2 separate regions of the Homo sapiens genome follow, and region 2 is linked to region 1. Evidence: read pairs that join two places in POLR2A ChIA-PET (ENCODE). Cell type or tissue: GM12878. All regions are shown on one strand.

The links. Peaks named below come from ENCODE experiments on the same cell type or tissue, not always from the same donor. Only the 100,000 strongest peaks of a DNase experiment are listed, where the experiment ranks them.
Region 2: POLR2A ChIA-PET joins it to region 1 with 8 read pairs; 1 of 35 experiments calls an interaction of 5 or more read pairs at or near these places.

The regions. Positions count from the first base shown.
Region 1 is chr6:36,334,761-36,338,760 of GRCh38, forward strand. It overlaps BNIP5 (BCL2 interacting protein 5), which reads right to left and starts at 2,128. Exons shown (of 12, transcript NM_001010903.5): 1 at 1,952-2,128. In GM12878, no CTCF peak of the experiment used is centred here; a DNase peak (open chromatin) is centred at 2,374.
Region 2 is chr6:35,348,765-35,352,764 of GRCh38, forward strand. The region is part of intron 2 of PPARD (peroxisome proliferator activated receptor delta); the gene reads left to right. Among named protein-coding and RNA genes, the nearest start is that of PPARD, 8.2 kb to the left of the region's middle. RefSeq lists an enhancer at 1-159. In GM12878, no CTCF peak of the experiment used is centred here; no DNase peak of the experiment used is centred here; H3K27ac peaks cover 256 bases.

The sequences.
Region 1 (4,000 bases):
AAAATTCTGCTATCCAGGATTTATCAAAGCAAGACTTTCCTTTCCTTTCTTCTTCTTTTTTTGTTTTGTGCCCCAGGTGCTCAACTACGTTCAGTCCGACCACCAGGGAATCCCACCCTGTGCAGACTGTGCTCCAGACCAGGAATCCTAAGTGAGCAGCGTGGTCTCACTATGCGGAAACCCAGCTGATCTTGTAAACTTGTTATTGCCTTGGCCGAAAGTGGATGTCAGAGCAAAGTCCAAATCAGCTCAGAAATACCCAAGTGATCTGCACATCACAAGACTGCTTCTGATAAGATGTGACATTTACCGGTGACATGTCCAGCAACAGCAACAAAGAACCAGAGAAGGCTCACAAAGCTGACCCTGGAACGGGAAGTTTGCTTGCCTTCCCCAAGCTTGCTGCTGTGTGTTGTTTACTTTCTAAGTTGCACGGTGACCTCATCTCTATGCTGTTCTCTAATTTGTTCACCTGGCCGCGTTACTCTCTAACTGCTCTGGTGCCTTTCATGGAGATAACTTCGCGGCTCCCCTTCTCCACCCCATGATTCACACAATAGAAACTTCACAGAGAGCCAACCTGCTGCACACCCACAGCAGCACCCTGAGGGACAGAGTGTGTGGCACACACACGTGGACCCACAGTCAACACCACAGACATCCACGTGTCACCAGAACACACTTGTGCACACCACAGACCAACATGGACTCAAGACGCCCTGTATTTCTCCTGTCCCAAGTGTAAGGGAATAATTATGTGACCAAGCTCACCGCTTGCCATCGGTCCTAACTCTAAATTCCATGAGAGGGGACCTGAGCCTGGGAGGCTCTCAGTGTTTGTGAAACAAACAAATGATACACAGGCATGTGCAAACCCAAACCAGCTCACCTTCATGCAGCCACACGGCGTCCAGAGAGCCGTTTCATTGACATGATCTCATTTCATCTTTGCCAGGAGCAGTGAATCAGATGGGCTAACAGTGGGGCACTGAGGCTCCGGACCATTAAGAGACACGCCCAAGGTCACATAGCCGGGAAGCAGAGAGCTGAGACTCTCCCACTTCTCCCGATTCAAATCCTACATTCTCTATTCTACACCAAATGGCCTCATGTAAGCATAGATACACATGCACGCACTTACACATGGACTTAGGGGAGAAACCTGCTATTTCACACTGATGGAGGTAATCACAGTCACATACACACCTACCATGACCTATGCACATGGAGTCACACAATCACGTGTGCCTAGGTATAGACACCCATGCCCTCCCCACCCCATTCTGTCCTCTATCCAAGACCACGGGCAATGCAACACTGTGTGAGGAGTCGGTCAGGACTGTGGGTTATAATCCACCTCCCAGCCTCTACATTCCCATCCAAGAGAGCAGTAGACCATGAGTTATTTTAATAAGATTTCCCCATTCTTGGACTAACTTCCAAAAACCTTAAAACTCATAGAACCTTAATTTAACCATAGGTCATAATAACACCTCTCATTTATCAGGGGGTTCCCTCATGTACCTTCACATAAAGTCTATAACTTGACCTCTACCACATCCTGAGGGAAACTAGCAGGTGAGCTATGTAATGCTGCCCCATCCTACAGACAAGAAAACTGAGGCCCAAGGAAGTGAAGTTCCTTGCTCAGGGTGGCGGCTAATAAGCAGGATTGGGACTTGAATACAGAGTTTTAAGTCCGAGTGAGCCCAGAGCCCTTTGAGAAACACCCCGTTGAGATAATGTCATTGAACCTTGCTCCCTCTTTTTAGAGATAAGAAAACTGATCCCCCACCTCCACCCCCATTGCCTCTCTGGGAGGGCCCAGCATGCTGGAAGCAGCATTGGGACTGGACTCTTGGTTTGACACCCAGGACTAAACTCTTCTCCGGACCCCAAGATACATACCCACTGCTCCCGCCCCCAAAGGAGAGGGTATTGTTCAACCAACCTTGGACCACAGAAATCGCTTCTGTCCTGAACACCCTGGGCTGGGATCTTCAGACAAGAGGTCTCTGTGTTAGGCTCTGCTCCCTGTCAGCTGGAAGTTGTGTCCAGTGAGAAGTCAGACCCAGCTCTCCCAGGGAGAAGATGCCACTACTTTGGTGCTGGCAATTTTCTGAGTGTCTCAGAAGATGCTTTGGCCGTCCATATATACAGTATCTCCCAGGAACTGAGCTCATGGCAGCCAATCCAGAGAGCCATGGGCTGGCTCACCTTCCTCCACCTGTTACCACCCATCCCAGGACTGCTCCCCGCTCCTCCAATGATAAGAGGCTTAGCTCAGCTACCCTGGAAAAAACAGTTTCACTTGTCAACTTCCTTATTGCACCCAAACCCCAGTAAGAAACCAAAGCTCAGAAAATAACCTAAGGTCTGGCTGGGGAAAACCCCACCTGTAGAGTTGAAAACAAGACTTAATGGGAAATGCAGGTTAGGGGGAGAAAGTCGAGGTGGCTTTATTGCCTTTACAACATCCCTCAGTTATCTTTGAAGATTAGTGGGGAGGGAGGTACCTAGAAAGAAAGGTCAGCGATGGGATACATACATCCCTTGACCTGGAGACAACCCAGAAGGAAGAGCCCACAAGAGCCACGTGTTCCAGATCTGCTATGCCCGGGAAGGGTTGCCATGGATCTTGAGAGAACATTCTAAGAAGTCTTAAAAAGTCAGATTTCCACTTTCTGTAATGCCTTATTTTAAAAAATAGAGTGTAAATACATGTTTATAATCAGAAAAGAAAAACATGTTTTATTAAAATGAAAGCAAAGGCCGGGCACGGTGGCTCACACCTGTAATCCCAGCAATTTGGGAGGCTGAGGCAGGCGGATCACCTGAGGTCAGGAGTTCGAGACCAGCCTGGCCAACATGGCGAAACTCCATCTCTACTAAAAATACAAAAATTAGCCAGGTATGGTGGCAGACACTTGTAATCCCAGCTACTTGGAAGGCTGAGGCAGGAAAATCACTTGAACCCAGGAGGCAGAAGTTGTAGTGAGCTGAGATCGTGCCACTGCACTCCAGCCTGGGTGACAGAGTGAGACTCTGTCTCAAAAAAAAAAAAAAAAAAAAAAAGAAAAAAAAAGAAAAAAATATTAAGAAATTCTGTTTTGGTTCATTAACACAGGGAGGCATCACAAAATATATATGGAAGCACCAAACTTTGGAGTCAGCCCCATCTGGAGACACCTGCCAGCTGTGTAACCACAGCAGGGGACATGATGTCACTGAGCTTGTGCTCACTTATAAAACAAGTAGTCATCTCAGAGGGTAGTTGGGCCAAATGCGATAATGCTTACAAAGAAAAGAAGAAGGCCAGGCATGGTGGCTCACATCTGTAATCCCAGCACTGTGGGAGACCAAGGTAGGAGGATTGCTTGAGCCCAGAAGTTCAAGACCAGCCTGGACAACATAGTGAGATCTTATCTCTACTAAAAATTTTAAAAATTAGCCAGGCATGGTGGCACATGCCTGTAGTCTCAGCTACTCAGGAGGCTGAGGCAGGAGGATTGCTTGAGCCCAGGAGGTCAAGGCTGCAGTGAGCCATGATCGTGCTACTGCACTCCAGCCTAGGCAACAGAGTGAGATCCTGTCTCAAAGGAAAAAAGAAGAAAGGAAGGAAAGGAAGGAAAAAAAGAAGGAAAGAAAGGAAGAAAGGGAGGGAGGGAGGGAGGAAGGAAGGAAGGAAGGAAGGAAGGAAGGAAGGAAAAAGAAAGAAAGAAAGAAACAAAGAAAGAGAAGGAAAGGAAGGAAGAAAGAGAAGGAAAGGAAGGAAGGAAATGTATGGAGTGCCAGACATCTTTCTTTCTGTGTATTAACAGTGCCTGGTACTTGTAAGGGCTCAATAAAGGGCCAATGTTTTATTACGGGCAACAGAGTTATTAATGCTTCATTCATTCTGTCAACAGGTTTTGGATCCAGCTATGTGACAGACACTGTCTCAGCACTAAATTTAGAATTTATTAGTCCAAGAAGTCACTCAGCCTTCAAACAAATGTTA
Region 2 (4,000 bases), 990 kb before region 1:
CAAGTGCTTTCCTCTGAAGGGAATGTGAGGGAGGAAGAAGGGGGGAGTTTCAGAGACTTCTGAGGTTCCCCAAGAGGGAAGAGGTCAAAGTACCTCCTGAGCGGGGAGAGCTACTGAGTTGAACTGATTTGCTTTGCCATTTGCTTTAGCAGCAGCCAGGCCCAGTGGCAGCAATTGTACGTGCATTTCCAGGGGTCAGTTGTCCAGTTCATCCCTGAGCCTTGAGCTCCCAGTCGCAGGTAGGAACTTCTCTTCTCCTTTCTTTTTTTTTTTTTTTTTGAGACGGAGTCTCGCTCTGTCACCCAGGCTGGAGTGCAGTGGCGCGATCTAGGCTCACTGCAAGCTCTGCCTCCTGGGTTCACACCATTCTCCTGCCTAAGCCTCCTGAGTAGCTGGGACTACAGGCGCCCGCCACCACGCCCGGCTAATTTTTTGTATTTTTAGTAGAGACGGGGTTTCACCGTGTTAGCCAAGATGGTCTCGATCTCCTGACCTCGTGATCCACCGGCCTCGGCCTCCCAAAGTGCTGGGATTACAGGCGTGAGCCACCGCGCCCGGCCTCTTCTTTCTTTCTTGATTGGGTACTGCTATATCACCTAGGACCAGGGGTGTGTCCAATCTTTTGGCATCCCTGGGCCACATTGGAAGAAGAATTATTATCTTGGGCTATACATAAAATACACTAACACTAACAATAGTGATGAGCTAAAAATAAAAATGGCAAAAGAATCTCATGTTTTAATAAAGTTTACGTATTTGCGTTGGGATGCATTCAGAGCTCTCCTGGGCTGCATGCAGTCATGGGCCATGGGTTGGATAAGCTTGGCCTCCCTAGGCAGTCCTCTCACCACAGCCTCCCAAGTAGCTGGGACTACAGGTGCACACCACTGTGCCTGGCTAAGTTTTTTTTTTGTTTGTTTTTGTTTTTTTTTAATTTAATGGGTACATAGTAGTAGGTGTATATTTCTTTTTTTCTTTTCTTTTTTGTTTTTTTGAGATGGAATCTTGCTCTTGTCACCCAGGCTGGAGAGCAATGGCACAATCTTGGCTCCCTGTAACCTCCACCTCCTGGGTTCAAGCGATTCTCCTGCCTCAGCCTCCCAAGTAGCTCAGATTACAGGCGCCCGCCACCACGCCCAGCTAATTTTTGTATTTTTAGTAGAGATGGGGTTTTGTCATGTTGGCCAGGCTGGTCTCGAACTCCTGACCTCAAGTGATCTGCCTGCCTCAGCCTCCCAAAATGTTGGGATTACAGGCATGAGCTACCACACCCGGCCTTGTATGTCTTCTTTTGAGAAATGTCTATTAAAATCTTTTGCCCATCCTTTTATTAGATTATTCGTTTTTTTCCTATAGAGTTGTTTGAGCTCGTTATATATTCTTGTTATTAACCCCTTGTGAAATGGGTAGTTTGCAAATATTTTCTCTCATTCTGTGGGTTGTCTCTTCACTTTGTTGATTGTTTCCTTTGCTGTGCAGAAACTGTTTAATGTGATGTGATCCCATTTGACCATTTTTGCTTTGGTTGCCTGTGCTTGCGGGGTATTGCTCAAGAAATTTTTGCCCAGACCAGTGTCCTGGAGATTTTCTCCTGTTTTCTTGTAGTACTTTCATGGTTTGAAGTCTCAGATTTAAGTCTTTATTTTGATTTGGTTTTTGTGGATGGCAAGAGGTAGGGGTCTAGTTTCATTCATCTCCATATGAATATCCAGTTTTCCAAGCACCATTTATTGAAGAGACTGTCTTTTCCTCAGTGTATGTTCTTGGCACCTTTGTCAAAAGTGAGTTCACTGTAGATGTGTGGATTTGTTTCTGGGTTCTCTATTCTGTTCCATTGGTCTATGTGTCTTTTTTTTTTTTTTTTTTTTTTCTCTGAGACAGAGTTTTGCTCTGTTGCCCAGGATGGAGTGCAGTGGCGTGGCGTGATGTTGGCTCACTGCAGCCTCTGCCTCCCGTGTTCGAGCAGTTCTCCTGCCTCAGTCTCCCAAGTAGCTGGGATTACAGGCATGTGTCACCATGCCTGGCTAATTTTTTGTGTTTTTAGTAGAGATGGGGTTTCACCATGTTGGTCAGGCTGGTCTTGAACTCCTGACCTCAGGTGATCTGCCCACCTCGGTCTCCCAAAGTGCTGGGATTACAGGCATGAGCCACCGCGCCTGGGCGAAAGATGGCTTATTTTGAAGTCAACTTTAGAATATTATAAAACAGCATTCTCAAACTTTTTGGCCTCAAGATCCCTTTAGATTCTTTTTTTGTTTGTTTGTTTGTTTTTGTTTTTTGAGACGGAGTCTCTCTCTGTCACCCAGGCTGGAGTGCAGTGGCACAATCTCGGCTTACTGCAAGCCCCGCCTCCCGGGTTCATGCCATTCTCCTGCCTCAGCCTCCCGAGTAGCTGGGACTACAGGTGCCCGCCACCACGCCCAGCTAATTTTTTGTGTTTTTAGTAGAGACGGGGTTTCACCATGTTAGCCAGGATGGTCTCAATCTCCTGACCTCGTGATTCACCCGCGTCGGCCTCCCAAAGTGCTGGGATTACAGATGTGAGCCACTGCGCCAGTCCCTTTAGATTCTTAAAAATTATTGAAGACCCCAAGGGCTTATGTTTACCATGTTAGAAGTTATAATAGGCCGGGCGGGTGACATTCGTTAATATCACCACTGATCTCATTTTTAAAAAGTCTTTAAGTATTGGGAAGCTGTCGGGCTCACAGTGGTCAATACACGTTTTCTAAATTTGAGTTTTCTCTTGAAAGTTTGATTTTTATCATTGGTAACATACTGTTGGTTCTTTTGTTTGATTTTGTCTGAGATAGCATCTCCCTCAGTCACCCAGGCTGGAGTGCAGTGGTGCAGTCATAGCTCACTTGCAGCCTCCAACTTCTGGGCTCAAGTAATCCTCCTGCCTCAGCGTCCAGAGTAGCTAGGACTACAGGTATGTGCTACCATGCCCAGCTCATTTTAAAATTTTTTGTAAAGATGGTGTCTTGTGATCTTGCTACATCGACCAGGCTGGTCTTGAATTCCTGGCCTCAAGTGATCCATCTGCCTCAGCCTCCCAAATTACTGGGATTATAGGCATGAGCCACCACACCCAGCCTTTTTTTTTTTTTTTTTTTTTTTTGATATGGGGTCTCACTCTTGCCCAGGCTTGAGTGCGGTGGCACAGTCTTGGCTCACTGTATCTAGCCTTGACTTCCAGGCTCAAGTGATCCTTTCATCTCAGCCTCCCAAGTAGCTAAGACTACATGCATGCACCATCATGCCCACCTCATTTTTTAACTTGTTGTAGAGATCAGGTCTCCCTGTGTTGTCCAGGCTGGTCTCAAACTCCTGAGCTCGAGCCATTCATTCCTGCCTTGGCCTCCCAAAGTGCTGGGATTAAAGGCATGAGCCACTGTGCCCAGCCAGTTCTTTTTTGTTTTGTTTTGTTTTGTTTTGAGATGAAGTCTCACTCTGTCACCCAGGCTAGAGTGCAGTGGTGTGATCTCGGCTCACTGCAACCTCCGCCTCGTGGGTTCAAGTGATTCTTCTGCCTCAGCCTCCCAAGTAGCTGGGACCACAGGCGCGCACCCCAATGCCCGGCTAATTTTTGTATTTTTTTAGTAGAGATGGGGTTTCACCATATTGGTCAGGCCGGTCTCGAACTCCTGACCTCATGATCTGCCCACCTCAGCCTCCCAGAGTGCTGGGATTACAGGCGTGAGCCACCGCGCCCGGCCACAAAGAATATTTAAAAGACAGATATCAAAGGTGGAGATTTTAATAAAGTTAGTTTTTATTTATTCATCTAGGACATTCTTAAATTGGCATTTTATTGTCTTTCATGGTTCTGTGGATTAACTGGGCCCAGCTGGGTGGTTCTTGCTTGGGATATGTCATGTTGCTATAGTCAAATGAAGACGGGGCAGGTGTCATCTGAAGGCTCAGCTGGGCTGGGTGTCCACGCTGGCTTAGGCACATGGGTGGCACTTGATGCTGTTGAATGGAGTGCGTATACATG